Linked DNA regions of Homo sapiens: regions 2, 3, 4 and 5 are each linked to region 1. The links are chromatin loops, found by intact Hi-C in ENCODE. Cell type or tissue: endothelial cell of umbilical vein. All regions are shown on one strand. Links, peaks and the distances in the headings refer to the core of each region. The heading gives the core; the rest is flanking DNA.

What was found. Hi-C counts contacts between places; a loop is a spot of excess contacts. Peaks named below come from ENCODE experiments on the same cell type or tissue, not always from the same donor. Only the 100,000 strongest peaks of a DNase experiment are listed, where the experiment ranks them.
Region 2: it touches region 1 in a loop (2.3-fold over the local background); 8 of 110 quality-filtered maps call a loop at or near these places.
Region 3: a loop joins it to region 1, with 19 times the contacts of the local background. A loop is called at or near these places in 33 of 110 quality-filtered maps.
Region 4: it touches region 1 in a loop (15-fold over the local background); 18 of 110 quality-filtered maps call a loop at or near these places.
Region 5: it touches region 1 in a loop (11-fold over the local background); 3 of 110 quality-filtered maps call a loop at or near these places.

The regions. Positions count from the first base shown.
Region 1 is chr11:58,510,826-58,516,799 of GRCh38, forward strand. It overlaps LOC105369313 (a long non-coding RNA gene), which reads right to left and starts at 3,900. Exons shown (of 5, transcript XR_007062673.1): 1 at 3,726-3,900; 2 at 968-1,030. In endothelial cell of umbilical vein, for the core only: a CTCF peak has its summit at 3,123 (motif pointing left); a DNase peak (open chromatin) is centred at 3,136; H3K27me3 peaks cover 745 bases.
Region 2 is chr11:58,056,611-58,062,584 of GRCh38, forward strand. All of the region lies in intron 2 of OR9Q1 (olfactory receptor family 9 subfamily Q member 1), which reads left to right. LOC124902674 (a long non-coding RNA gene) reads right to left here and starts at 1,325. Exons shown (of 2, transcript XR_007062672.1): 1 at 1,073-1,325. RefSeq lists enhancers at 1,422-2,102, 2,103-2,782 and a silencer at 2,407-2,701. In endothelial cell of umbilical vein, for the core only: no CTCF peak of the experiment used is centred there; DNase peaks (open chromatin) are centred at 2,521 and 3,371; H3K27ac peaks cover 1,348 bases.
Region 3 is chr11:57,453,908-57,459,881 of GRCh38, forward strand. No RefSeq gene overlaps it. Among named protein-coding and RNA genes, the nearest start is that of RTN4RL2, 3.6 kb to the right of the region's middle. RefSeq lists a silencer at 5,469-5,528. In endothelial cell of umbilical vein, for the core only: CTCF peaks have their summits at 3,597 (motif pointing right) and 4,941 (motif pointing right); a DNase peak (open chromatin) is centred at 3,624; H3K27me3 peaks cover 836 bases.
Region 4 is chr11:57,563,109-57,569,082 of GRCh38, forward strand. It overlaps UBE2L6 (ubiquitin conjugating enzyme E2 L6), which reads right to left and starts at 4,564. Exons shown (of 4, transcript NM_004223.5): 1 at 4,477-4,564. The coding sequence starts at 4,503. RefSeq lists an enhancer at 2,965-3,314 and a silencer at 4,568-4,927. In endothelial cell of umbilical vein, for the core only: a CTCF peak has its summit at 5,214 (motif pointing right); DNase peaks (open chromatin) are centred at 3,223 and 5,233; H3K4me3 peaks cover 1,437 bases.
Region 5 is chr11:57,490,008-57,495,981 of GRCh38, forward strand. SLC43A1 (solute carrier family 43 member 1) reads right to left here. Exons shown (of 15, transcript NM_003627.6): 8 at 3,986-4,164; 9 at 1,709-1,855; 10 at 1,584-1,619; 11 at 1,217-1,355. Among named protein-coding and RNA genes, the nearest start is that of SLC43A1, 23 kb to the right of the region's middle. RefSeq lists an enhancer at 3,228-4,427. In endothelial cell of umbilical vein, for the core only: CTCF peaks have their summits at 1,868 (motif pointing right) and 3,607 (motif pointing right); no DNase peak of the experiment used is centred there.

The sequences.
Region 1 (5,974 bases), core at 694-5,693:
AGGCTGCAAGGCCTGAATCCAAATCCTGCTGCTGCTGCTGTATCTCCTCCCACTCAAGTCCTGTAAAACCCAGGCTTTTCTGCATGGACCTAAAATAAATATCGGAAGGAGTCTTGAAAGAGAAAAAATATTTTTAAAATATCTACGGTTGAATACTGAAATATCTAAGGTTAAAATATTAAGTCAAAACCTGAAAAAGCATTAAAATTTAAGGAATTATTATTGTTATAAAGAGAGAAGGAGAAGTCTAAGCCATTAAGATAGTTTGGAAATAAAAAGTTCCATCAAAATTGCTTCTAAAGGGGTTTGAAGCATCACCCCCAATCATCACACCCCCATTTGGGGAGTTCTAAAGAAGATTCTCAATGGAATAAATTCCATAAGGGAAGAGACAAGGCCTATATTGTTTGTCACTCTTTTGCGCTTTATTATCCACTACTTAGACTCAAGGCAGCCACATGGTAGACTCAACTATTTGTTAAGTGGATGAGGTAATTAGAATCTCAGCAGTTGAGTTAGAATAAGAGCTTTAATGCTTACTTGCTTTGGGACTGTAGGCAAGTCAATTTTCCTTTATAGACAGAAGATAAAGTGAGATAAAATATAAGAAAATTCAGCCAGTGTGGGCCTCTAGCAGGTGCTCCATAGAAGCTAATTAATCAATCTCTTTATTAAACTGTAGGCCAATCGTATGAAGTTATTTCCCAGGTTTTATTAACACCAGTTGGTAGCAACACCCCATCTAGCAATGACTATGGCAATGGCTGTCTAAGTAAACGTGACTCCGAATTACTTATGGGAAACTTCTGTCTCTATTCTTGTGAAATGTAGCAGAGGAGGTTGGGGGAAATTGAATTAAGAGTCTTTTTATATACCTACTTCTGAGTCTCTTTCTTTTAGACGAACCCATTATTTCTACCTACAGTGCGAAGAATACTGCTTTTTAAAAAGATCAGGGAAATCATACCTATGTCCTTGGGAATTATGAGATCTCAATTCAGAACTGCTTCAACACTGGACTTTTTGAAGTCTGAAAAAGAAAAGAAAAGAAGAGCTGTTGGTCTCTAAGGACCTTGGATTTCAAATAGTAAGAGATTTCCTGAGGCTATGTGATAAAAGTGTAAAGACAGTTCAGCTGCCGCTGCAGTTTGCTTGAGACTGTAAGTGAGCCATATCAAACTGTGTGAAAAGGCTGATATCAGCTAGAAGCTAGTGTCTATGTAGATTTGGGAGCCTCTGAAGGGGGGTTCCCTAAGGTCTCAATTCCAATCCAGGGCTCAGCAACATACAAACAAGCAATCAAAACACCACTTTCCTGAGGGAACTGAAACATTATTATGATATGGAGGTGCCTCAAAGATCCCTTAGGGGCCACAGGGGAGTCCTGGTTCTCCTAGTCACAGGCTAAGATTATTGATGAGCAAATTCTATCAAAAAATGCTTTCAAAGGAGCTTGAGGATCCAGCCACTGCACAATCAGCCCACAGATTTCCTGTGAGTATTGGGAGTTGGCTCTTTATCTAAGACTAAATGGGGAGAAATTTTCAAAATGTCAGATTATAAATGATAAATTGCATCAGAATCTCCATTTTCCCAAACCCAGCTCTGTCTACAGAACTCAGAGTTTCAAAGAGCTCTGTGAATCAAAACACTTCCATGAACTTTTTTCCCAGTCAACTTGGTTTTAAATGAATTTTAACATGGAGCCTACAAGAAGCAAAGGATTTCTTTATTTCAGCTCTTGATACATTTATATGTATATAATATATATTTATATAATATATAATATAGCTTCCTATGTTTCAAGCCCTTCATTCAGTATATATTTGTATGTGTTATTTCACTTAATGTTCATATAACTCTATGAGAAATATATATTTTTTTCAATTTTACAGATGTGAAAACTTCTGTACATACCTAGCACTTAGATCTTTTTCTAATATTATTCTCTAATAAAAGAAACCAGGGCTCCTTCGAGAAATGGCTGGTTCTAGCACTGGAGCAGGGAATATACCAGAGAAGCCTGGAGCATCTTGCAATTCCAGAAAGTGAGGAAATGCTCAAGCCTGTCTGACCCAAATTCTATATATTTATACTCTGTGCTCTACTGCTTCTCTTGGGAATAAATGTGGAAAAGCAGAGGTGCTCTCAGAATCTACAAAACAATATTTCTCTTAGATTCTCACAAATGCATGTTCCACTACAGTCAGTTACAAAAGTAGAGCTTATTTACTCACTTTTTCTTTGCTCTCATGAAAACATTTCCAAGACAAAGCCCCCTGTTAGAATAATTATTTTTAACAAAAGAAGACATACAAAGTGGCCAAGCAAGTGGCAAGCTAGGTGATAGAAGTCCAAGGATATTTTTGCATACTCTTGGAATTTTGTAGCATCTAATCACCTGACCCACATGTCCAACTCTGAAGACTTAGGTTTCTTCCTTATTATTTATTTGACCAATAAAACAACCAAGGAAAAAACTAGAGAAAGAAAGAGGGAAAAACGGGATAAGACAGATAAAGAGAGAAAGGAAAGAAAAGAAAGAGGGGAGGGAAGGGGAGAGAAGAGGAAGAAAGGGAGAGGAACAAGATGAGGAAAGAAGAGAAAACTTCACCTGTAGCATCAAGACTCTAACCACTGAGACAATCTAGCCTATATATCTGGCTTTATAAAATAATTTAGTACTCTTCTTTATCAGTGTTTAATATTCTAAAAAATTAAATAGATAAAAATGAAGACTATCAACATGGTGAAGTGGGGTGGTTCTTGGTTTTGGCAAGTAAGAGGCCTAGAATTAGCCACTTATGAATGGATAATAGATGAATCATTAATCTTTTTGAACCTCATCATTTCTTAATGGCACCCAATATATCCTCTTTCTTTTCCCTCCAAAGACTCTTAATTCCTGGGAAATACTTCTGCTTTTCCACTTTGATGCCTCCAGTGTCTTCACTGTTTGGTCTCCTCACAAGATCAGGTTGACTCTTCACCTCCAAACAGTTACAGCTTGGGGTTTTAAAAAAACTAAAAGGCAGAAAAGGGCCAATTCTGACTTTTGGATTACTTCAAGGCCAGATACCAGGATCTGTCCATCCATATTTGAGTTAATGCTGCCATCTTGAGGCTATCCCAAGCTTTTCACCTAAGGAGCCGTTCCCAGCGGTGGGGCTGGCAAAATGAAGACTTGTCTTTCTTGCCGCAATGACAAGTGAGTTCATACAGGAAAAATGCTTTGGAATTACAGGAAGAATCAAGAAACTACCCATCTGCCTAAAAGGTTAATTTCATGGCCACATAGAATGGTAGCACCTCTTAGGACCCTGGAGATCTCCTACGTGTTATGGTACACCAGGCACCGCAGCCTACAGGTGAGACTTACAGTCCTGGAGCCAAATGCATGGGTTCAAATCCCAGCTCTCCCTTCTAGTTCCTGGAGGGACTCTTGCAAGTCACTTAGTCTCTCCATTCCTCTATTTCTCATTATGGGACTGTTGAGAATTAAAGTTAATCAACATAAAGTACAAATAAACTTTGGAGATACTGGGGGTTTGGTTTCAGACTACTCCAATAAAATGAATATCACGATAGAGCAAGTCACACAATTTTTTTTTTGCTTCCTAGTGCATATAAAAGTTATGTTTACACTATACTGGGTCTACTAGCATTATGTCCAAAAAATGTACATAATTTAAAATACTTTATTGCTAAAAAATGATGATGATCACCTGAGCCTTCAGTGAGTTGTAATTTTTTCTTTTGCCGGTGAGGGGCCTTGATGGCTGCTGACTGATCAGGATGATGCTTGCTGAAGGTTGAGGTGGTTGTGGCAATCTCCTAAAATAAACCAACAGTGAAGATTGCTGCATCGATTGACTGACTTTCTTTTCTTTTTTTTTTTTTTGAGATGGAGTCTCTCTCTGTTGCCCAGACTGTAGTGCAGTGGCGCAATCTTGACTCACTGCAACCTCCACCTCCCAGGTTCAAGATATTCTCATACTTCAGCCCCCTGAGTAGCTGGGATTACCGGCAAACGCCACCAGGCCTGGCTAGTTTTTGTATTTTTAGTAGAGATGGGGTTTCACCATGTTTGCCAGACTTGCCAGGCTGGTCTGGAACTACTGACCTCAAGTGATCCACCCACCTCGGCCTCCCAAAGTGCTGGGATTACAAGCATGAGCCATCGTGCCTGGCTGATTGACTTTCTTTCATGAAAAATTCCTCTGTAGCATGAACTGTTGTTGATAGCATTTGACCTACAGTAGAACTTCTTTCAAAATTGTATTAAGTCCTCTCAAACCTTCCCAGTGCTTTATCAACTAACTTTATGGAATACTTGAAATCCTTTGTTGTCATTTCAACAATGTTCACAGCCTCTTCCCCCAGAGTAGATTCTATCTCAAGAAACCACTTTATTTTCTCATTCATAAGAAGCATTTCCTCATCTGTTCAAGTTTTGTCATGAGATTGCAGCAGTTCAGTCACATCTTTAGGCTTTACTTCTAATTCTAGTTCTCTTGCTATTTCCACCACATCTGCAGTTACTCCCTCCACTGAGGTCTTGAATCCTTCAAAGTCATCCAAGAGAGTTGAAATCAATTTCTTCCAAACTCTTGTTAATGTTAATTACATGAATTCATGAGTCACAAAAGTTTTTAGTGGTATCTAGAATGGTGAATCCTTCCAGAGGTTTTCAATTTACTTCACTAGATCCATCAGAGGAATCACAATCTATTGCAGTTATAGCCTTACGAAATGTATTTTCTAAACAATAGGACTTGAAAGTCAAAATTACTCCTTGAACCATGGGCTGCAGAATGGATATTGTATTACCAGGCATGAAAACCACATTCATCTCCTTGTCCATCTCCATAAAAGCTTTGAGTGACCAGGTACATTTGTGAATGAGCAGTAATATTTTGAAAAAAATATTTTTTCTAAGTAGTAGGTCTCAATAGTGCGCTTAAAATATTCAATAAACCATGCTATAATCTAGTCTTTTCCGTTTATAGAGCACACGCAGAGTAGATTTAGCATAATTCTTAAGGGTCTTAGAATTTGCAAAATGATAAATGAACATTGGCTTCAATTTAAACTTACCAGCTTCATTAGCCCCTAACAATAGAGTCAGCCTGTTTGTGGAAGCTTTGAAGCCAGGCATCAATTTCTCCTTCCTAGCTATGAAAGTCCTAGATGGCATTTCTTTCAATATAACGGTGTTTTGTTTGCATTAACAATTTATCGTTAGGCTGGGCATGGTGGCTTATGCCTGTAATTCCAGCATTTTGGGATGCTGAGGTAGGCGGGTCACCTGAGGTTAGGAGTTTGAGACCAGCCTGGGCAACATGGTGAAACCCCATCCCTTTCCAAAAAAAAATTAAAAAAGGAAAAGAAAAATTAGCAGGGTGTGGTAATCCCAGCTACTCAGGAGGCTGAGGCATGAGAATCACTTGAATCCAGGAGGCAAAGGCTTCAGTGAGCCGAGATCTTACTATGGCACTCCAGCCTGGGTGGCAGAGGGAGACCTTGTCTCAAAAAAAATATACATATATATATAGTTTAGTGTAGCGACTTCCATCAGTTATCTTAGCTAAATCTTCTGGATAACTTGATGTAGCTTCTACATTAGCACTTGCTGCTTCACTTTGCACTTTTATGTTCTAAAGATGGCTTCTTTACTTAAACTTCATGAACCAATCTCTGCTAGCTTCCAATTTTTCTTCTGCAGCTTCCTCAACTTCCTCAGCTTTCACATAATTGAAGAGAGTTAGGGCCTTGCTGTATTAGGCTTTGCCTTAAGGAAATGTTGTGGCTGGTTTGATCTTCTATCCAGAACACTAATATTTTCTCTGAATCAGCAATAAGGATATTTCACTTTATTATCATTCAGGTCTTCACTGGAGTAGCACTTTTAATTTCCTTCAACAACTTTTTCTTTGCTTTCTCAACTGGGACAACTGTTTGACACAAAAAGCCT
Region 2 (5,974 bases), core at 26-5,025, 450 kb before region 1:
CTGCATTTGCACTACAACAGCAGAGTTGAGTAGTTGTGATAGAGGCTGCATGGTTTGAAAATCTGAAAACATTTACTATCTGGCTCTTTACTGAGAAAATTTTTGACCCCTTATCTAGTCCATTAGTTGCTACTTTTCAAGAAAAATCTTATGCTTCACACTAATATATTAGGCAGAGAAAATAGAGCATCTCTGGTTGGTGTAGGCAGCTATGGGGTCCAGAGCCCCATCCCCAAGCCTCTCACTGCCTGAAGAAGTGTTCCATCAGTGGGGGCACCTAAGGCTCCCTGTAGAACTCTAAGGCTCCAAGAAGCACACTGTAAAAATTACTGATCTGTACCCACTTTCCTAAGGCTTCCATGGTTATACAATTCAGGTTTTTTTTTTTTTTTTTTTTTTTTTGAGATGGAGTCTCACTCTGTCACCCAAGCTGGAGTGCAGTGGTGCCATCTTGGCTCACTGCAACCCTGCCTCCCAGGTTCAAGTGATTCTCATGCCTCAGCCTCCTGAGTAGCTGGGACTATAGACAACGCCATTACACCTGGTTAATTTTTGTATTTTTAGTAGAGACAGAGTTTTACCATGTTGGCCAGGCTGGTCTTGAACTCCTGACGCTAAGTGATCCACCTGCTTCCCAAAGTGCTGGGATTACAGGTATGAGCCACTGTGCCCAGCCCAAGGTCTTTTTGATTAAAGTACCTAATGACCAGAGAGGAAAAAAGACCTCGAACACAGAGAAGGCTGATGACTAGGCCAAGCACTCAGACTCAGCTCTTCCTCTAGCTGAAAACCTAGTGTTCTTCTCTTGGTGTTGTTGGTTGAGGCCTTTGTCCTCTGAACTCTATTTCATCTCTTTGAGCTTGTTCTAGCATTACCTCTCTGACTACGAGGAAAACACCACCTCCCTTCCCTTCCTGTCCTTATCCCTGAGCAGCCCATGAAGAATGGGTGTCTGTGCTGGATTGGATGTTTTACATTGCAGATTTACCAGTTTTCTAACTTTGTGGTTAACTCTTTCCTACTGTGAATCTCATATGGTTTTTGTTGCATATCAGCATTGGCATGTAGTGACCTGGATGGCAGGACAGCTGTGTTCTCTTCCAGCTCTGCCTCCCCTTTTTGGTGATCTCCCTGCTTCGTGCTGGACCAGCAGATTTCTAAGGCCCTTGGCAGTTTTGATGTCATCACCATTATTAGCAGCAGCGTCACACCACCTGGAGAAAAGCTGTAGCCCATAACATGCATTAATCACCAGCCAGCATTTGTATGCATGATCTCTTATTTTCATAACAACCTACCACGTATATATTATTATACTCAATCTACATAGGAGAGAACTGAAGCTCAGGAAAGGTAAGTGACTAGGCCGCAGAGAAATCCCATATTGAGATTTGAGCCCATATCACTTTTGTTCTAAATTTGATGCTCCTTTCATTAGGCCACACTGCCTCTCTGCTAGTCTAAAGCTCACAGAAAGCTGGAATGGACAGGGACTGGGAAAGGCTTCTTGGCCACTCACCTGAGAAAGCCTGGCTTCCCATGCATTGGCATACGTGCCTCCCAGGAATGGTCCCTCTCTCTCAGAGCAGGACATCAAGTTCTGATAGGCAACCCACAGGGCTTTGGCTGCCAGGTAGGCTTGGTAAGTGGCAGTTAGATCAGGAAGTTTGAAGGCAGACAGGTGGGCAGTGGTCATGTTCTCCAGCCCTGTGCGATGCCAAGCCCCTTCTCTGGCACTTTGGATGGAAGCCCCTAATCCAGACCACCTGTATCCCTGCACTCCTCCCACAGCTTCCTCATCAGACTGTTGCCTGGCTACACGGCTGGGCGCAGCGCCAACAGGAAGTCCTTAAAGGCAGGTATTATTCCTAAGTGTATGGTCAGGCTCAAGCTGCCATTCAGCAACTCGTGGGCTTTGGGACCCAGCACCGAGGGGTTATATGTGAAGGAGGTGGAAAAGATCCACATCCTCCCATTCACATTGTTCTCCTGAAGGGCCCCCGCCAGGAGTCTGAAGTGAAAATGGTAGCAGTCACAGACAATGACGGTGGCAGCAGGGGTTTAGGCAATGACGGTGGCCATGCTGTTGATGCTGTCATCTACACTGCTGATCTTTGAGAAGGCCATGCAGCCACCCTCGCCCCCGATCTGCTTCTGCAGCTGCTGATCCAGCCACTCAAAGTTGCTGTTGTCATAACTGACCAGGCCTACTCAGGTCCAGTTAAAGTAACTCAAGAGCTTGGCCAGGACTCAAGGCTGGTGGGTGCTGCTGGGCACTGTGCGGAGGAAGGATGGGAACTGGAAACAGTTGGAAAACTGGGGGCGCTGAGATCCATGGCTGATCTGGGGGAAAGGAACAGAGCTGTACATTCCTGGCCTGAACACACTTGCTCAGGATCCACAAATGTTCTCACCAGCCTTGTAACTTGGCCTCATTTTTCCCTCTCTGGCTTTTATTTCTAATTATTATCTCACTGGCCTTTGATATATGCTGTTTCCAGGTCCTTCGAAAGCCTGTGGGCTCAGGCCTAAGAAACCAACTGACGTTTTTAGAAAGGAATGCAGCGGACTAAAGAATGCCAACATATCTTCCAGTGGGGGTGGGAGAAGCAGAGAGGTAAAGATGTGCTAACGGCTTTGTTTCTCTCTATACATTGTATAATTCTTGGCATTATTTGAAAGATAAAGGCTCAAGTGAATTAAAAGCTGTATAATTGTTAATAGAATAAAAACAAGATATATAAATTCCAAAGCAGCAGAAGGAAAATAATTGGAAAAAATGATCAAATTAAAAAAAATTCAGGGCCGGGCACAGTGGCTCATGCCTGTAATCCCAGCACTTTGGGAGGCTGAGGCGGGCAGATCAATTGAGGTCAGGAGTTCGAGACCAGCCTGGCCAGCATGGTGAAACCCTGTCTCTACTAAAAGTACAAAAATTAGCCGGGTGTGGTGGCGCATGCCTGTAATTCCAGTTACTTGAGGCAGAAGAATTGCTTGAACCCGGGAGACAGAGGTTGCAGTGAGTCAAGATTGCACCACTGCACTCCTGCCTGGGTGACTGAGTGAGGCTCTGTCTCAAAAAAAAAAAAAAAAAAAAAAAAAAAAAGGAAAGGGAGAAAGCATAAGAACTAGAAAACTAAATAAAAATCTCTATTATTTCTATTATTATAGTTTTATTAACAGAAAGCAATGACCCAGCATAATAAATAGAAATTATATAAGATGGCAGAATACCATCAAACCATATCAGCAGTCAGCTTAAATGATAGGTTACATTACCCTACTTACGAAGAGCGTGCTGTATTCTCTACTTGCCTGTCTTGACACACTCTCCAGGCTTCTCTGTAATAGCTCTGAGCTCCAGAAGGGCTGATCTTTGTGGATTGTGTCAAAGAGCTGCCCTGCCCTCTGCCTTCTGGTAGGAGACTTGCTGGGAGACTTGGGGTAGGGGGAAAGTGAGGTTGAGGTATTCATTTCTCCCTGCTTAGCCATGGGTGGGCAGTGGCTGCCTTCCTCAGCTCTGCTTCCTCTCCCAAGGATGGAAACAGCTTCCGACTGTGGCTGTCCTTCAGGTGTTTCACCATTATCCCTTCCCACTCCTTTGAAAGCAGCCCCTTCATCTGGGTTTTTCCTTTTCAAAGGTAAAGAGGGGAGAATTGAGCTCTCCTGTCATGGGGCAGCTGAGTAAAGATTTTGACTATAATAGATGGGAAATTTTCAAACTGGATAAAAATCAAGCCGGTTATTTGCTATTTAGAAGAAACACAAGTAAAGCAAAATAACAAGAAAATCTAATATCAGGGGATGGGTAACATAAAAATCTTAGGTGAGTCCACTTGACCTGGAGGCTCTCCAGCCCTCCTGCCTAAGGAAAGCTGGGAGGCTTTTGGAGCAGAGGGGAAGGGGTTGTCAGTGTAGAGTGTGATTTCTGGTGGGCAGACCTAGTGGGTGCCCATATGATGTATTAAGTTTTCTTTAACCTGTTTATCAGCAAAAAATATTTCAGGAGCTATGGTCAGGAGTTCGAGACTAGCCTGGCCAGCATGGCGAAACCCTGTCTCTGCTAAAAGTACAAAAAGTAGGGGGGTGTGGTGGCTCATGCTTGTAATTCCAGTTACTTGGAAGGCTGTGCTATGGTCAGTTGAATATTAAACTTAAGAAAGAGTCATGAAATTAAGAGAGCACTTTTTTTTTTTTGATAGAGGAGGATAAGAACAAAACACAGTGTGGCCTGTTTATTGAGGAGTCCCAAACCTGCCGTACAGCCTTCCCTGATCCCTGCTCCTCAAGCTGAGATCTAGTTCTTAATTCTTGGTTCATGCCAGCCCTGGGATCATCGCCTTTGTCACATCATTGCTGAACTCTTTCTACTTCAGACTGTTCGAGTTCATGCCTTTTCCTCTCCAATCAGATTCTAAGCAGGATCCATTCAATTTATCTTAGTTGTTGAGTGCATGAGTGAATGCCTGTTCTTTTCTCTTCTCTCCTGCTCATCTTCTTCCTGCTTTCCTTCCCCTACAGGCTCCTCAGGTCAGTGCAGGGGCTCACTGTCAGACTTTTCCCAGCCTACCATAAGGAAGCTGTCCTACCAGATATGTGCAGACAAGTTCTTTTACTTCAAAGTTTTTGGTGAGTCTTTGGCCCTATATTGGGCAAAATTACACAGAGGACGTGGGAGCCAGCTTTTCTCCAAAGTTAACTGCTCCTTCCAGGCTTGCATTGTATCATCATTATCACTAATAGCAATTCCAACTAACAGTCATTGAGGGTTTAAGTACCAGGCCCTGGTTATTCCATTGTTAATATCCACAATGACTCTAAGAGGCAAATACATTATCATTAACCTTTGTTACCTTCGTTTTGTAGATGAGGAATGTGAAGCTCAGACAGATGACTCAATTTGTCAAGGTCACATAATCAGTAACTAGCGTTTGTAAGATCCAGGTTTGCTGACTGTCAAGCCAGTGCCCTTCATTGTTTCTAGCTCTTCGGCTTCCCAGCCCACCTCTGTCCAGTGATCTCTGTTGGTGAGTTGTATGAAATGAGGTGGGTCCTTTGATTTTTAGGGACTCTGGGGTTTTGGAAAACCAGAGTCGGCAACAGCAAGGGCTATTGCAAAATGCTCAAGAATTTCTTAAGATGTAACACATTTGGAGCTCCCTTGGATTTTTAGCAAGTTAAAGGTAGCACTTAGCATATGTTAAGCATTGAGGTGCCAGCGGTGGTTACAATCTGCTCTGTAGCTTCAGAAATGTCTCGGTTCACACCCATTCAACAGATGCGATCTGAACAACAGCTACATGCCAGTTCGTATACTAATATGAGCAAAACCTACTTGCCAATCTCAAAGATCTCCTGGTGAGTGGTACGTGAGCAACAAGATGATGTCATAGTTTCAAGAAAGGGGAACTCACCCAGAAATGACTAGTATAGGTAGGAATGGTGCAGGCTTCCCAAAATCATTGCCAAGACCAGACACCACTTACTAAGAGTGAGAAATGTAACTTTCAACGTGACCAACATTGTGTTGGCTGGTCAGTGTATTCTCTCCCTACAGAAAGTGTCTATCTGAAGCCAAATTATTCTCAGAAGGATTATCCATAAGCCTAGCATTGTGGCACAAAGAAATAACTGGACCATTGTGGCTCTGAAGTCAGACCTGCCTAGACAAACAGAGTTTAGCTCGGCTGAGACATCCTCTCCCTTATAAAGGACGGAAACACCCACGTAGGTTGAGCCACTTTTTAGTTGATTGGGTTATCATCTATCTAGGAGAGAGACTCCCTTAGTTACATTCCAGTCCTAAGGATATGCCTGGCTCACCTCCCACATCTCCCCAGCATCAAGCCCAAGGGTCCTTTGTGAAGAGGTTAACCTCAGGCAATCTAAATTCGTTTTCCTAAGGATCAGCCTTGGAGGTCACACACTCCTAGGTCTAGATCCCCTAAAAATTGAACTCACTTAGGATGTAGGC
Region 3 (5,974 bases), core at 711-5,710, 1.1 Mb before region 1:
TGACTTCTGGTTAAGACTGGTGTGGAGCTTCATTAAAGAAGAAAAGATTCACCCAGACTTGAGTTCATAGCCTGGCTTTGCAGCTTTTAAGTCATGTAACCTTTGATGAAGTTATGTGACCTCTCCACCCAGCTGCCCCTAACACTTGCAGGGGCAGGGCTGGAGTGCAAAGGGAGGCACTGGTACCACAGCCTGGGAGGCACCACCCCACTAGTGCAAGCCGGGCAACCTCTGCCCCCAAGGCATCCCTAGCCTCCCAACTGCAAGCATCAATCTTGCACTTGGAAAGGAACCTCACCTTTGAAATCTAGGTTCAAATTTAGAATGATCCAGCTCCTTGAAGTTCTATACAGAAATACAGCCAGCAGCCAGGCCCGGTGGCTCACGCCTGTAATCCCAGCACTTTGGGAGGCTGAGGTGGGTGGATCACTTGAGGACAGAAGTTCGAGACCAGCCTGACCAACATGGTGAAACCCCGTTTCTACTAAAAATACAAAATTAGCCAGGCATGGTGGTACACGCCTGTAATCCCAGCTACTTGGGAGGCTGAGGCAGGAGAATTGCTTGAACCCAGGAGGCAGAGGTTGAAGTGAGCCAAGATCGTGCCATTGCACTCCAGCCTGGGCAACAAGAGCGAAACTCCATCTCAAAAAAAAACAAAACACACGCAGCTTCCCTCCACTTCCCAACCACAGCTCCATCTCAGACAACAAGGGGCCTCATGTCCATGCACATGAATATCCAACCAACATGTCTAAGGCCCAACCACACCCTCTCCAAACATCTGCCCCTTGGCCACCCTTTGGCCATGGGTTCATGCACTGGCAGAAAGGTAGTTCAGAGAAGAAGCCCACAAAGGGCCGGGAAGTCCACTTGGGCTTTTTGAGATTCCAGGGTCCAGGATAACCTAAGTGTGGTCTAGAAGAGAGATGCAGCTTCTGGGAGGCACATTCCTTGGTCTTAGGGACTTCTTGCCCCCATGGAGGGAAACTGGCTAGATGAGGGCCAAAGCAGAGCCCTCTAAAGCACAGGGCTCAGGGAAGGACTCTTTTTGACCAGATCTAAGAGCAGCACTACCTCTCTGAGCCTGTTTCTCCATCTGTAAGAAGGGGACATTAATAGACTCTCCCCGCTAGAGTTACTCTACATCAGCCAGCACACGTAAGTTCATGACATGAAGCAAGGGCTTAATATATACCCGTTGTACTATAAATAATAGGCCAGGCCTGGTGGCTCACACTTGTAACCCCAGCACTTTGGGAGGCCGAGGAGGATGGATCACAAGGTCAGGAGTTTGAGATCAGCCTGGTGAAACCTCATCTCTACCAAAAATACAAAAATTGGCCGGGTGTGGTGGCGTGCACCTGTAGTCCCAGCTACTTGGGAGGCTGAGGCAGGAGAATTGCTTGAACCCGGGAGGCAGAGTTTGCAGTGAGCCAAGATCTCACCATTGCATTCCAGCCTGGGTGACAGAGCAAGACTGCATCTCAAAATAAATAAATACACACATACATACATACATACATACATACATACATACATACATACATACAATACATGGACAGGGACCCTAAAAATGAGACAGGGAAAGAGAAAAACATGTTCTGACAACCTTGCCCTTTATACTAATTTAGGTTTTCTTGCCTGTTTTAGAAAGGGCCTGGACAGGAGCCCTGTTCCCCTCAGGCCAGGCAGAACAAGGTGTGGAACTCACTGTGGAAGGGTTCTGGGTGACAAGTGCAGCCCCGTCCCTCCACCTCCCAGCACAGTAGGCAGCACGTGTCTCCATTGACTGGCTCAGGAGCAGGCCTGGTGACCAGTGGGAGAGCTGAGGAGCCCAGGGTGGGGTCTGAAGGAATCCCTAGAAAATCTGATTTTCCCCCAGGGCCCACATCACGTGCCCAGAGCTGGGAAAGTGGAGGCAGCATGGGATCTAGCTGAGAGGCTCCATTTTTGGTAGCTTCTAGTTTGGGAGTCACAGAGACACCTGGATGATACGAAGATGTAGCTTTGCAGGACTCTCTAGAACATGGAGTCCAAGATATTCCCTTCAATGATGGGACACTGAAGCCCACAGAGGAGAGGTCTGTCCCAGTTACTCAGCCATTCGGAGGCAGAGACCAGGCTAGAACTCAGGACTTTTAATTTGGACCAGGATTCCTTTTACCACAGTGGGCAGCCCTAGCAAGTGCCAGGTAGGGTGGAACTGTGAAGGTCATCCGAGGGGTAGTACACGTGGGTAGGAAGTCATATCTAAGAACTGACCCCCAGACCTGGCTCTGCCACTCACTCCTTATGAGACCACAGGTGCTGGGTGCAGTGGTTCACACCTGCAATCCCAGCACTTTGGGAGGCCAAGGCAGGCAGATTGCTTGATTCCAGGAGTTCGAGACCAGCCTGGGAAACATAGTGAGACCCCCACCTCTACCAAAATTAGCCAGGCGTGGTGGTGTCTGCCTGTAGTCCCAGCTACTTGGGAGGCTGAGGTGGGAGGACTGCTTGAGCCTGGGAGGCGGAGGTTGCGGTGAGCCAGGATCATGCCACTGCACACCAGCCTGGATGACAGAGTGAGACAGAATGACACACTGTCTCAAAATAAATAAATAAATGACAGCAGATCATCATTTTTCTTTCTGCCTCTAGACTGCAATGCCTATTTCTCCAGGTAGTCACTAGGATAAAAGTAAAAATAATATTATCAGCATTTACCAAATACAGGGTCAGCTACTCTGTTATGTTCTTTCATGCTTTGTTTCTTTTAAGCCTCAAACAACTCTATGAGCTGGGAACAAGTATCGTCCTTCTTCCTCCCATCTTATTTATTTATTTATCTATGTATTTATCTATCTATTCATTTATTTATTTATTTTGAGACAAGGTCCTTCTAAGTCACCAGGGATGGCCTCAAACTTGAGCTAGGAACTAGTGTCACCACCCCCCAATTTCTTTTATTGATTGATTGATTGATTGACTGACTGGTTAATTTTGAGGCAGGGGTCTCGCTAAGTCGACAGGGCTGGTCTTGAACTCCTAGTCTTAAGCAATCCGCCCGCCTCAGCCTCCCAAATTGCTGGGATTACCAACACGAGCCACCATGCCCAGCCCCTCCCATCTTCTGAATAGGAAAACTGGGGTTTGAAAAGGTAAGCGACTTGCCCAAGGTCCCCTCCCTAGCTAGAGAGCTTCAGAGCCAGGGCACAAACCCATCAAAGCCTGTGCTCTCGCCCATTGAGCCACCGGACCTCGTACACTAACCGCCAAGTGTTCTACACAGTGAAGGTGACAAAGAGGTGAAGGGAAGAGCCAGGGAGGTTCTGTGGACTCACTCGGTGGGTATGCCCAGAGGGAAGGGGGATCTTGGGTGGCACATTGAGAGTAGCTGCGCTGTTAGTAAGTGAGAACTCGGAAGTCCAGACTCATCCAGTCTGTGCCAATAAACCCCTCCTTCTACCTGGTCTCCTTTCCAAAGCCAGCTGTTCTCCAGACAATGGGGTGGGCGGGGGCGGGTGTCCTCCTCCTTCTCAGGGAAAATCCGACGCTGAGCCCATCTCCAGAGATCTTGGCTTCCCGTGGGGCTGCAGATCCACCTAGAGCCACCAGAGGGCGGGCCAGCACTGCGGCCAAGGCTTGAAGACCCAGCACACCAAAGCCCGGCCAAGCCTCCAGCCCAGTGTCCAAGAGTCCAGCCAGAGGCCGAGTCCTCGATCTCAAAATGTCTAACTGCAGAAGCCCAACTCATGTTCAGGCATGATGTGTCTGATTCTACTGGGACAATCATTGCCACCAAAGAATTACTGCCAAAATAGTAACGACATTAGCTACCTACCACCCCTCCACACACCAACACACCTCATTTTACCAAGCACTTTCTCATGCCTGGGGTGCCTGGAGACTTAATGCAGCCTCGCGATGACCGGGTAGCCTCACCGTACAGATGAGGAAACTGAGGCACAAGGAAGGGGAGTACATTGTCTAGGGTCACCTGGAGAACTCTGATCTCCAGACTCAAATTTCCAATTCGTCCCCCCTCCCCCCAACCCTAACCGGAGCTAGGTGGGGTGGGGACAGCAAATGTGGATGGGGGGAGGTAAGAGGGGTCAGAGTGCTCTACAGAGAAGACCAAATGCATTGTGGCACCTACTGTAAAATGAGACCAGCCAGCCACCCACCCACCAGCCAGCCACCTAAAAGTCTTCAGTGGGCACCTGCTGGAAACACGACAATGGATGACACGAGTTCCCTGCCCTCAAAAAGCTGGTAGTCTAGTTGGGGGTGGAGGGGGTGAGTCAGCAGATAATTATGGGAAACCGTGACACCTGTATAAGGGGCGGGGATGAGCAGAGGGGCTGCGACTGCCTGGAGCCAGGGATTCCCGGACGGGGCTTCCCTTTCCTCGCAGCTCGTCCCAGGAGGAGGAGCTCCCCCCCAGCTTCGGGGTTCCGCCTGCCTTGGGGGCCCGGGGTCCCCTCCCACCCCTCCCCGAAGAGCGCGGGCCCCGGGAACCGATGACAGCACACCTGAGTCAGCCCGCCGCCCACCCGCCCCTCAGCGTCTGTCTCCGCATCTTGTGATATTTCGCTCCCCGGGAGCCAGCCCCACTGCGCTCCGGAGGCAGCTCGGCAAACAAACCCAGCGACAGATTGTGCCGCGGCTCATTCCGGGGAAGGACGCCAAACCCCACCCTGCTACCCCCAACACTCCCTCCCCGCCGCCGCCTCCAGGCCCTCCCCCCAGGCGCAGGCCCTAGTCGGGGTGGGTCCTGGGGAAACGCAGGGTCCTGTCCTGCCTCCTGGAAATAGGGGGAGCCCTGGGTGAGGGAAGACGGGAGCCCCAGAGACTTTTCTTTCTGTTTCTACCTGATCCGAAAACGAGAGGGGCGGGAAAGGAAATTTAGGGGCACAGAGAGGAGCTGGGGGGCCGAGAAGGTCCGAAAATGGAACCAGCAGGGGGCACCCGAGAGCCGAGGTGCCCACGGGCCGGGAGCCTGGGAATGAAACTGGGGAAGAGGGGGAGAGAAAGGGAGGCAGAGACACCGAGACACACAGAGACGAGAGACAGAGACGCAGGGAGCCCCGCGGGGAGGAGGAGAGAGACGAAGACACAGAGAGACAGTGAGAAAGACAGAAGACCGGGCAGGGAAACAGACGAGTAGAGACAGAAAAGGTCCGAGAGAGAGTGAGGGAGGGAGGGAACAGAGAGACAGAGACCACGAAATATGAGTAAGAGTCGGGGGAGAAAACCAGAGAAATCGAATGAGAACGCGAGAAGAACGAGAGACCGTGGAGGGAGCAGAGAATGAATGGGAAGAATAAGACCAACATTTATCAAGAGCCGACTGTATGCCAGGCACTGCATTGGACCCTGGCACGGATAGGAAAGGAGGAGCCGCGGCGCGGGCAGCGGGGCGAGGGGCTTCTGTGCTCGCGGGAGCGGCAGCCCAGGGGGCTCAGCAGCCCCGGCACCGCCGCACCTGAGGCTCCAGCAGCCCCAACCCCGCCAGCGCTGCCTGGCCACCGTACCCGAAGCGGCTCCCCCGAGGGCCCCGAGCCTATCCTACGCCGGGGCGGCTCCGCGGACGCGCCGGGCCGAGTCAAGACCTGGGTCAACCGCCCTGCAGCCTTTGTAGGGAAGTGCCTAGGTGATGGGTCTGCTGATACCGCCTGTGACCAGGCCATGAAGGGCCAGAGGGGCTCCAGTGAGACCATAATCCGCCCCTCTTTAAAAGGGGGTAGAGGAAGTTCACGCGAAGCCAACAGTCTTCTCCCCAGCTTTGGGTCCTCTCCTGCACCCCCGCGGGAGATAAGGTCTCCCCTCCCGGACACATCATACATACACAAAAAAACGCACACACTCGCACGCGCGCCCATCTCGCACCCGCTTGTAAATGCACTAAGGGGCATACACACACCGGGCACATATTTCTTTCCACCCATCCCCAAGATCGCAAGCGCAAAACCTCGCACAGCCTCACGTT
Region 4 (5,974 bases), core at 543-5,542, 950 kb before region 1:
CAGAGAAGGAATTCAGAATCCCATCAACAAATTTAACAAATAAATTGAAATAATTAAAAAGAATCAAGGAGAAATTCCGGAGTCGAAAAATGCAATTGAGGCCGGGTGCAGTGGCTCATGCCTGTAATCCCAGCACTTTGGGAGGCCGAGGCAGTCAGATCACCTGAGGTTAGGAGTGCAAGACCAGCCTGGCCAACGTGGTGAGGCCCTGTTTCTACTAAAAATACAAAAATTAGCTGGGCATGGTGGTGCAGGCCTGTAATCCCAGCTACTTGGGAGGCTCAGGCAGGAGAATTGGAGAGGCAGAGGTTGCAGTGAGCCGAGAGCATGCCATTGCACTCCAGCCTGGGCAACAAGAGTGGAACTCTGTCTCAAAAAAAAAAAAAAAAGAAAGAAAGAAAAAAATGCAATTAACATACTGAAACGCATCAGTCTTTTAACAGCAGAATTGATCAAGCAGAAGAACTAGAGTGTTTAAAGACAGGGTATTTGAAAATACAGTCAGATGAAGCAAAATAATAAAAGAATAAACAAAGACTTTGGGAGGCCGAGGCAGGTGGATCACGAGATCAGGAGATCGAGACCATCCTGGCTAACACGGTGAAACCTCATCTCTACTAAAAATACAAAAAAAAAAAAAAAAATTAGCCGGGCGTGGTGGTGGGCGCCTGTAGTCCCAGCTACTCAGGAGGTTGAGGCAGGAGAATGGTATGAACCCAGGAGGCAGAGCTTGCAGTGAGCCAAGATTGTGCCACTGCACTCCATCCTGGGCAACAGAGCGAGACTCCGTCTCAAAAATAAAAAAAAAGAATAAACAAAGAATGAAGTATGCCTACAGGATCTAGACAATGGCCTCAAAAGGGCAAATCTAAGAGTTACTGGCCTTAAATAGGAGGTAGGGAGAGAGACAGGGCTAGAAAGTTTATTCAAACGGATAGTAGCAGAGAATTTCCCAAATCTAGAGAAAGATATCAATATCCAAACATGAGAAGGTTATAGAACACCAAGCAGACTTAACCCAAAGAAGACTACCTCAAGGCATTTAATAATCAATCTCCCAGATGTCAGGGATTAAAGAAAGGGTCCTAACAGCAGCAAGAGAAAATAAACACATAACATACAATGGAGCTCCAATATGTCCAGCAGCGACTTTTCAGTGGAAATCTTACAGGCCAAGAGAGAGTGGCATGACATATTTAAATGAAATACGGCTGAGGGAAAAAATCTTTTACCCTAGAATAGTATATCCAGTGAAAATATCCTTCAAACATGAAGGAGAAATAAAGACTTTCCCAGACAAACAAAAGCTGAGAGATACCATCGACACCAGACCTGTCCTACAAGAAATGCTAAAAAGGAGTTCTTCAATCAGAAATTTAAAAAAATTTTAATGAGCAATAAAAAATCATCTGGGCTGGGCATGGTGGCTCACGCCTGTAATCCCAGCACTGTGGGAGGCCAAAGCCGGTGGATCACCTGAGGTCAGGAGTTCGAGACCAGCCTGGCTAACATGGTGAAACCACATCTCTACTAAAAATACAAAAATTAGCTGGGCGTGGTGGCGGGTGCCTGTAACCCCAGCTACTCGGGAGGCTGAGGTAAGAGAATCACTTGAACCCACGAGGCGGAGGTTGCAGTGAGCTGAGATCGTGCCATTGCACTCCAGCCTGGGCAACAAGAGCGAAACTCCGTCTCAAAAAAAAAAAGAAAGAAAAACACAGATTAGTATAACACTGTATTTATGGTATATACACTACTCATATCTTAAGTAGAAAGAGGAAAAGATGACCAATTAAATATAATAACTACAACAATTTTTCAAGAGGTAGACAGTACAATAAGAAAGAAATAGAAATGGCCGGGCACAGTGGCTCATGTAATCCCAGCACTTTGGGAGGCTGAGGTGGGTGGATCACCTGAGGTCAGGAGTTCGAGACTAGCCTGACCAACATGGAGAAACCCCGTCTCTACTAAAAATACAAAATTAGCCAGGCGTGATGGTGCCTGCCTGTAATCCCAGCTACTCAGGAGGCTGAGGCAGGAGAATCACTTGAGCCTGGGAGGCGGAGGTTGCGGTGAGCTGAGATGGCACCATTGCACTCCAGCCTGGGCAACAAGAGTGAAACTCCATCTTAAGGAAGGAAGGAAGGAAAGAAAGGGAGAGAGAAAGAAAGAAGGAAAGAAATAGAAACAACAAAAAGTTAGTAAGCGGAAAGACGAAGTTAAAGTATACAGTTTGTATTAGTTGTTTTTTTTTTTTTTTTTTTTTTTTTTGAGACAATGTCTCACTCTGTCACCCAGATTGGAGTCCAGTGGCACAATCACAGCTCACTGCAGCCTCAACCTCCTGGGCTCAGGTGATCTTGCTACCTCAGCCTCCCAAGTAGCTAGGACTACAGCAGTGTGCTACCATGCCCGGCTAATTTTGGTACTTTTTGTAGAGATGGGGTTTGGCTGTGTTACCCAGGCTGGTCTCGAACTCCTAGGCTCAAGCAGTCCGCGAACCTCAGCCTCCCAAAGTGCTGATATTACAGGAGTGGGACACCACGCCTGGCCTTCATTAGTTTTCATTTTGCTTGTTTGTTTATGTAATCAGTGTTAACTTGTCATCAGTTTAAAATAACAGGTTATAAGATATTATTTACAAACCTTGTAGTAACCTCAAATCTAAAAACATACAATGGATACATAACAGTTATGTGACCCAAAATGTCAGTAGTGATGAGGTTGAGAAACTGAAGCTCTCCAAACCCAGTCCACAAGTGGGGAGGGGTCCTTTAACACTGTGGACCATTTGAACTTTCTCTGCCTTACCCCCACCCCCAACATATAATATAAACACATCCCATGCCCCCCTCCTATCCCTCAGCCTATGTTCTATTTCTGTTCAACCAATAAGCTGCTTCTGGTGCCTTCCACCCAGGGTCAATGGCCCTTCATTTATCTTTACCCCAAACTAGAAGCATCTGCACTTGTAAGAGTTTCTCTATCATCTGTGACTCTTTGGCAAGAACAAAGCCCAGGGCTGACCGGAGAAGATCTGGAATAGACATTTTCCAGGTCTTGGAAAGATAAAGACACTTGAACTTTATCTGTTTAGGATGAGTTCTGCCAGAACTTTCCCAAAGCCTGAGGAAGTTGAAACCCAACCTAAAACACACAGTTCTTTCCTACTGCCTACTAGGAAATCACCTGACTCAGAGGAACAGAAAATGAAAGTAGAAAGGCCATTAAGAGAGCCTGCAGGCTGGAGGCCTGTGGACCTGGTTTCATATTCCAGTCCCATTGCTCCTTACTGAAAGACTCTGGACAAGCAAGTTATTTCCTCTGTGCCTCAATTTCCTCATTTGTAAAATGCGGGTATATATTACTTATCTCACAGAACTGCTGTGCGAATTAGATGAAATAACCATGTAAACCGTTTGGCATGTAATGGTTCCAATGCAATAAATTCTGGCTCCCATCTCTCTTCCACTTGGCTGGAAAGACCCTCTGCCTCATTTTGCTGCCAACCTCCAGATTTAGTATCTAGGCCAAGCCTGCTCTGGGCATCCCAGTCTGAGGCCATTTTCTTCTCAGAGGCTGAGGGTAGCAGGCACCCTCTTCCTAGAGCCTGCCCCTCCACCCTGCAGACTGGAAGGGGCACTTCTGAAAGACTTGGGGTGCCAGACTCACTTCACCAGGATCACCTTCCTCCCTAATCCATCTCCAAACACCCTGGGTTTTCCCACCTTCTGGAGGAAACTGCCCCCTCCCCATCCTTCCAGATCTTATTTCAAATTGTGTCCCTGATAGGAACAAAATTCAACAAGGGCCGGATTTGTGTTCATCTCTGCCCGCCCCCCCCCCCCTCCTAGAACAGGGCCAGCACATGTAGGCATTCAACACTTGTAGAACTCACGAACGCAAGCCACCTACTCCAGGAGGCCTTCCAGGTCCACCTCCGCATCTTTTCCTCCAGAGAATACTCAGGGAACTTTGTCCCAAATTCTAATCAGCATTCCGTGTTTCTCAGGACTCTAGTAATACAGGCATCAAATTATGGGATGGGCTATGGGCTTATTCCAAGGCAAGGACTTCATCCTGGTCATCTGTGTTCATAACCCACCACCAGCAGTAGCAGAATGCCTGGCACCAAGATGCCAAGGACTTTTCCTGCACTGGAGATGCACCCAGTTGTTATCACAAGTTTCAGGCAGGAAAAGCGAAATTGAAACCAGTTTTGGGGGAGCCGGCTCATCTTCACCACGCGAACGGCTCAAGCAGAGGCCTCCAAACCCCCAAAACCCCAGCTCTGGCCACTCTTGCAGGCCAGTCCTCCTCTGAGTAGAGGGCGGGGAGGACAGGGATTCAGCCAGCCCTGGTGCCCAGACAAATAAATAAATGTGCTCGGAGAGCCGCGGAGGGGATGGAGGGAGGAGGGAATGCGGGAGGCGAGGGGAGCCAAGAGAAAGGGGTCATCCTATACGCGGTTACCTTCACCACTCGCATGCTCGCCATCATGTCGGGACCGAGTGTGTGGCACCCGTGGCCTCCAGCAGGACCGAGCTCCGACCCGCGACACAGCGCGCCCCGCCCCGCCCCGGGGACCCCACCCCCGGCAGCCCCGCCCACCCCTCCTCCAGCCGTCGCTGCGTGGGCCTCCCCGCACCCGCTCCGGCGAGGCCAGGAGGCCGTCGAAGGACGACCCGCCGGACAACCGCCCGATCCCCGCGCGGAAGGCTCGGACCCGGGACTCACGGTCTTTGTGCGGAGACGGGGGCGGGCCTCGGGGCGCACGGCTTTGCTGATCCCTGCCTCCCGCGGGGTGCGCCGTGCACCGGCGGCGAGCGCTCAGGGGCGCTGGGGGGCGCTCATACGGGTTCCAGTCTTCGCTCCGCCGGCGGCCGCACCGGGAGCTCTCCGGTCTTTGTCAGCCCCCTGCACGCCGCCCCAAATACACACTCGCCCTGAATAAATAAGGGATGCTCGCTGTACAGACGCAGCTCCGTGACAGTTCTCAGCGGCCTCCACTATCGGACTGCCGCCTTGAGCCCCTGCCCCAGCAAGCTGCCGGAGCCGCCGAGCCTGCCGCCTTCCCTCCATGGGCCCAGCGCTCCATCTCCGAAACTGCGTGGGGGATGGCGTAGACCTGTGCCCTCCGAGCACCGCTCCCCGGCAGTCGGGGATCCTTTGTGCTGCCCGGCGTTCGGCGCGGGCTGCAACGTTTCTCCCCGTGGCTTGGGGCAGAGCACCGCAAGGAGGCGCTGTTGGACCCTTTCTCTTTTGCTTTGGGGGTTCGGTCTACCATCATTCAGTCCTTTACTAGGTTTAGTATTTACTAAGTGCCTACTGTATGCTGGTTTGGGAAACAGTTGGTGGGGGAAGCCCCAAGAAGGACTCAGGAGCCTCCTTTCCAAGAGAGAGTCTGCTTCCCCTCCCTTACTTTACTACTGGTCCATTACAAGCTGTGGGCCTAATGTGTGCCCCCATGCACAGCTGGAGTCCCCAACCCTCTGTGCAAGGACAGAGTACTTGCAGCCCCTGAGCACCAAGCAGCATCTGGGGAAGATGAGACTTGTTGGGAGGGCCGATCCCCTCCTTCTCACCCTTCCCTACCCCCGTTTAGTCCAGACGAGAAAGGAAATCAGTATATTTTGAGCACCAGTTTGTGATCTCAGTACCTCACAGTTTTTTTGTTTCTTGTTTTTCTGACAGAGTTTCACTGTCGCCCTGACTGGAGTTCAGTGGCGATATCGGCTCACTGCAACCTCCGCCTCCCGGTTCAAGCTGTTCTCGTGCCTCAGCCTCCTGAGTAGCTGAGATTTACAGGCGCGCGCCACCACGACCGGCTCATTTTTGTATTTTTAGTAGAGTCAGGGTCTCGAGCTCCTGGTTTCAAGTAATCCACCCGCCTCGGCCTCCCAAAGTGTTGGAATTACAGGCGTGAGCCACCGTAATGTTTTTATCCAAGTATTTTGAAACCAAATGACTT
Region 5 (5,974 bases), core at 552-5,551, 1.0 Mb before region 1:
AGAGGGTAGAGGAGGAAGGCTCAGTGCCAGGGCCAGGCTCTGCTAGCAGGGAGGGAGGCCACTGGATTTCCTTCTCTCCCAGTCTCTTTCTCCCATCCTCTTAGGATAAACAGGGACTGTTTGGATGAACACAAAAAGAGCAAAAGCAGTCACAGAATCTGGGTTCAAGACTCCATGGTGAATCCCAGCTACTCGGGAGGCTGAGGCAGGAGAATCGCTTGAACCTGGGAGGCAGAGGTTGCAGTGAGCTGAGATCGTGCCACTGCACTCCAGCCTGGGCGACAGAGCAAGACTGTCTCAATAAAAAAAAAAAAAAAAACCCTCAATGGTGGTCTCCAGCCAACAAGACAGCCCTCAAGGATCCTGCCTCCTGGTATTCCCCTGCTTTGTCCAGTCTCCTTCCACAGTATATCAGGGTTGCTCTGTGCCTATAATAGAACGTAACAGAAGTGATGGTATGCTACGTCTGAGATTATGTGAGAGAAGATACGGGGTCTCTGTCGCTTAGCCCTCTTGCTCAAGGGAAAGCAGGTGCTGTGTCCTGAGCAGCCCTATGGAGAGGCCATGGGGGTAATTGAACTGACATAGATTCTCCAACCCCAGTCAGCCCTTCAGATGACTGCAGCCCTGGCTGACAGCCTGACTATGTCTTCATGAGAGACTGTGACTCAGAATCAGCCGGCTGAGTCTCTCCCTGATTTCTGACTGTCAGAAACTGTATGAGATGAGAAGTGTTTGTTGTTTTAAAATGCCAAGCCTTGGGGTGATTTGTTATACAGCAATAAATATCTAATATACCAACTCTACCTATTCTAGCCCTAACAAGACTTTAGCGTGTACCCTTATAACACAGGTTCTGGAGGCTGCCACTGAAAGCTGTGTGATCTTGGGTGAATGACCTAACTGTGCAACCCTGTACCTCGGTTTCCTCAACTGCAAAATGAAGATATTAACGCATCTACCTCAAAGAGGTGTTGTAGGACTAAACAAGGCAAGGTGCCAAGTGCACAGTCAGCACTCTGCATTAGCTATTCTTATTATTAAGCAAGCCAGGTCCCTTCCTAGCCTCAGTTTCCTCATCTGTAAAATGGGGAGGTACCCCTGATCTCCTAGGGTTCTTGGGAGAAAGCAACAAGTTGCTGGATGTAAACGCACAGAGAAAATGAAAAGCACTGCCTGACCACTTGCTGTCACCATCCCTGTACAGGCAGGTCACCTGGCATCTCCGAGGACAGTGCCCTGAGTTGGGGCGTCCACGCAGTCCTTGATCCGCCAGTCCATGATGTAGCCAATGAGGGGGCAGGTGAGAAGGCACAACAGCTGCATGGCCCCGAAGACGGAGGAGTAGAACCCAACTGGGCAGGATGGGAAGGGCAGTGGGGTCAGGAACTGGCACTCAGTGGACACTATCACCCCTTCCAGCGGAGGCCAGAGAGCACCAAAATAGCCTTCCTCTGAACCCAGACTCTTACATCCCACAAAAGGGTTACCTGGGTGGGCCCAGGCCTAGAGGAGTCCCGCCCCCTGAGAAGCGGGTTGCAGTGGGGTGGGCGTGAGCCAGGGCCCTGCTTTCATAGCCCTACCTGTCTCTGCCACCTTTTGTTGCTGTTCATTTGTCTCTGTGGGTAGGGAAACGTATGGTGAGGGGAGCTCAGCCAGGGTGACCCGCCTGTGCCCCCAACCCCCAGGGGCCTCAGCGGTGCCTCACCATGCTCCTGGCCACCAGTCACAAGGTACTCCAGCATCTTGTTCACAGCAGCCATGTAGAAGATGATCCGCAGCTGGGTCATGCCCATGGTGAGGAGGCTCCACAGGAAAGTGGGGGAGCAGAGGCTCTTGCGTAAGGGGACAGACCCTGGGGAGACAGCAGGGGGCGCCCCTGAGCCCCAGACCTTCCACTGCCCTCTGATTGTCCCAGCTCATGCAGTTCTTGGGGGGAGTGACACTAACTATGTGACTTTGGAGAGAGACTGGTTTCTTCAAAGACGGGAAAGTTCAGATTCACTTGCCTCCAGGCTCTTGCTCAGCTCAGAACATTTTTGGATGTATGTCCTATGCTTCGTGTGGTAAAAATAACTCAGTTAGGTGCCATGGCTCACGCCTGTAATCCCAACACTTTGAAAGGCAGAGGTAGGAGGATCACTTGAGCCCAGGAGTTCAAGACCTGGTGGTCAACATAGCAAGACCCTATCTCTAAAAATATATATATATATTTATTTATTTATTTATATACAGAAATTATATATATATTTATATATATAAATATACATATATATAAAAATATATATATATGAAATAAGCCAGGCATGGTGGTGCACACCTGTATTCCCAGCTACTCAGGAGGCTGAGGCAGGAGGATTGCTTGAGCCCAGGAGTTCAAGACCAGCCTGGTGGTCAACATAGCAAGACCCTATCTCTAAAAAATATATATATATATAAAATATAATATAAATATATATATAATTTATATATAAAAAATAATATAATATATAATATAATATATAATAATATAATATATATAATTTTGTGTATATATATATATATATATATATATATATATATATATAAAAAAATAAGCCAGGCATGGTTGTGCACACCTGTATTCCCAGCTACTCAGGAGGCTGAGGCAGGAGGATCACTTGAGCCCAGGAGGTCAAGGCTGCAGTGAACTATGATTGCACTACCGCACTCCAGCCCAGGCAACAGCAATACCCTGTCTCTATTTTACAAAAAAAAAAAAAAAAAAAAACCTGGCAGGGCACGGTGGCTCACACTTGTAATCCCAAAACTTTCGGAGGCTGAGGCAGGAGCATCATGAGGTCAGGAGTTCGAGACCAGCCTGGCCAACATGGTGAAACCCCGTCTCTACTAAAGATACAAAAATTAGCCGAGCATGGTGGTGCACGCCTGTAGTCCCAGCTATTTGGGAGGCTGAGGCAGGAGAATTGCTTGAACCCGGGAGGCGGAGGTTGCAGTGAGCCAAGATCATGCCACTGCACTCCAGCCTGGGCAACAGAGTAAGGCTCCATCTCGGGGCGGGGGGGAAAGAAACAAAAGAAAAAAACTCTGAAGCACTCACTATGGGCTACATACTTGACATTTATTACCCCATTTAATAAAATCTTACAACAACCCTATCCTTATCACATTTTACTGATGAGGAAACTGCAGCTCAGGAAGTTAAATGACTTGCTCAAGCTCACAGGGCTGGAAGCAGCAGGTCAGCCTAACTCCAGCTCGTGCCCTTAGCCATGTTGCCCTCTGAGAATCGGCACTGGGGGTAACCACCCTCAAACTGCACACCGTTTTGCACTTTACAAAGAGCTTCCACACCCATGGTGTCATTCAATCATCACAACTAACTTTACAGTTTGTGGGGTGCTTTTAGTGCTAGTTTAAGAGGTAAGGAAATCAAGAGCAAGGTTAGGTGATCTACACAAGTCACATAGCCTATAACTGGAGAGCAGGACTCAAACTCCTCAACTCCCGCTCCTGACTCCAAGGAGCTCCTTCCACTTATCATGGAGCTGGCGGTCCTGGGATCTTCATGTACCCTCCTGAGAAGCAGCCCAGGCAGGTGCTGCAGCTCCTCCTGTGACCAGCAGGGGGCAAAAGACAGCCAGGTGTGGAGGACCCCTGCCAGGAGGCTCACGGGCCTGGCTGCACCTGATGCAATAAGCTCAGAGGTTGCAAGGGGCCCTGAGGAAACCAGCTACCCGACAGGCCCAGAGACCTTGTCCCCATTTTGGAAGCTCCTCCCTCCCCAATCCCAGGAATCCAGCAGGGTAACCCTGAATCTGAACTTCCCAGCGTTAGCTGAGCTTTGATGTGCCCATCTGTAAATGAGGAGCATGCCCCACCTACATCATGGGGTGTTGTAAGGACTGAAGAGGGGTGCGAATAAATACTCAACCATGAGTGCTCACTGAATATGAGGACCCACCATCACTATCCCCCAAGGCCGGCACCTTGACCAGACACTCACTCTCAGGAAGGTTTTCTGAGGTGCCCCGAACATCCTGGGGTGACATGAAGGCATCCGAACCGTCCTCCAGGCTGGGGGCCTTCTGGCTGAGCCTCTGGCCCATGGTGGTCACATGGGTGTAGAAGAGGTCACCTGTCACCTTGTGGTCCAGGGCCAGCCCACTCAGCTTGATCTTCTTCCTGCAGGCAGCCAGGCCAGAGTGTAGAGGAACCAGTCACACAGAGCCCACCTTCAACGGCCTAGTGCTCGGCGGCCATCCCAGCGGTTTCCAGCACTCCTTTACCCGGCATTGACATGCTCACAAGCTCCTAATGCAGAGCTTCTGTTTCTGTTGCTCAGAGCTTGGCTCAGGGACCAGCTTAGCACAGATGCCAAGTAAATGAAGAGTGGATCAGCTGTTTTTCACTTGGGCTGTTCCCATGGAGGAGGCAGCATTAACACCTCAGACTCCAGAGTCAGACAGCCTGCGTCCAACCTAAGATTCACCCTCCTTTGAATGGCATGACCTTTGGAAAGTCACTTTGTTCCCTGTACTTTTGTTATTAATGGGGTTAATACCCAATCTACATCATACAGCTGTTTGAGGATGGTATAGGGGCTAAGTACAGTGCCTGGCATAACTGTCAGTTCTGTAATGTCACCTTATGTGCTTGGTGTGGAGTATCACCTCTTGCCTCTGCTGAACTGACAGGGGGCTGGAAAAAGTTGGCATTCAGGTGGCTCCACAAAAGATGGGGTGCTTGATTCTTTTATGTCCCTCTTTTTGGGACCACATGGCATCGAGTGCCATTGCTGAGGTGCCTCCTACTCAGATCTCCTCCAAACCCAGAAAGGATGAAAACAGTATTTGTCATTACTTTTTTTTTTTTTTTGAGACGGAGTTTTTGATCTTGTTGCCCAGGCTGGAGTGCAATGGCACGATCTCGGCTCACCGCAACCTCAGCCTCTAGGGTTCAAGTGATTCTCCTGCCTCAGCCTCCTGACTAGCTGGGATTACAGGCATGCACCACCACACCCAGCTAATTTTGTATTTTTAGTAGAGACGGTGTTTCTCCATGTTGGTCAGGCTGGTCTAGAACTCCCGACCTCAGGCGATCCACCCTCTTCGGCCTCCCAAAGTGCTGGGATTATAGGCATGACCCACTGCGCCTGGCCCATTACTTTTAATGGCAAAAACCACAATTACTTTTGCACCCACATAAATAGTTACCATGAGCTGAGCATGGTGGCTCACGCCTGCAATCCCAGCACTTTGGGAGGCTGAGCCAGGCGGATCACTTGAGGCCAGGAGTTCAAGACCAGCCTGGCCAACATGGTGAAACCCCGTCTCCACTAAAAAATACAAAAATTAGCTGGGTGTGGTGGCGCGTGCCTGTAATCCCAGCTATTCAGGAGGCAGAGGTTGCAGTTCACTGAAATCATGCCACTGCACTCCAGCCTGGGCGACAGAATGAGACTCTGTCTCAAAAATAAATAAATAAATAAATAAATATTTACCATGTTTTGACCACCTGTTATGTGCCAACTGTATTACTTAAAAACACCCATGGGAGGCTGGGCACAGTGGCTCACGCCTGTAATCGGACACTTTGGAAGGGCAAGGGGGGAGGATCCCTTAAGGCCAGGAGTTCAAAACCAGCCTAGGTAACACAGTAAGCCCTGTCTCTACAAAAAATAAAAAAATTAACTGGGCATGGTGGTGTGTGCCTGTAACCCCAGCTCCTCGGGAGGCAGAGGGAGAGGTTCGCTTGAGCCCAGCAGTTTTAGGTTGCAGTGAGCCAGGACCAAGACACTACACTCCAGCCTGAGTGACAGAGCAAGACACTGCCTCTAAACAAACAAACAAACAAAAGCGACCTGTGGGTAGGTAGGAACAGGCTCATAGTACAGATGAGAAAGCAGAGCTTGGAGGGCTCAAGCGATTTGCCAAGCAGAGGTCCAAGCCGAGGTCTCTCTGAATCCAAAGTTAATTCCGTCTATCATATCACC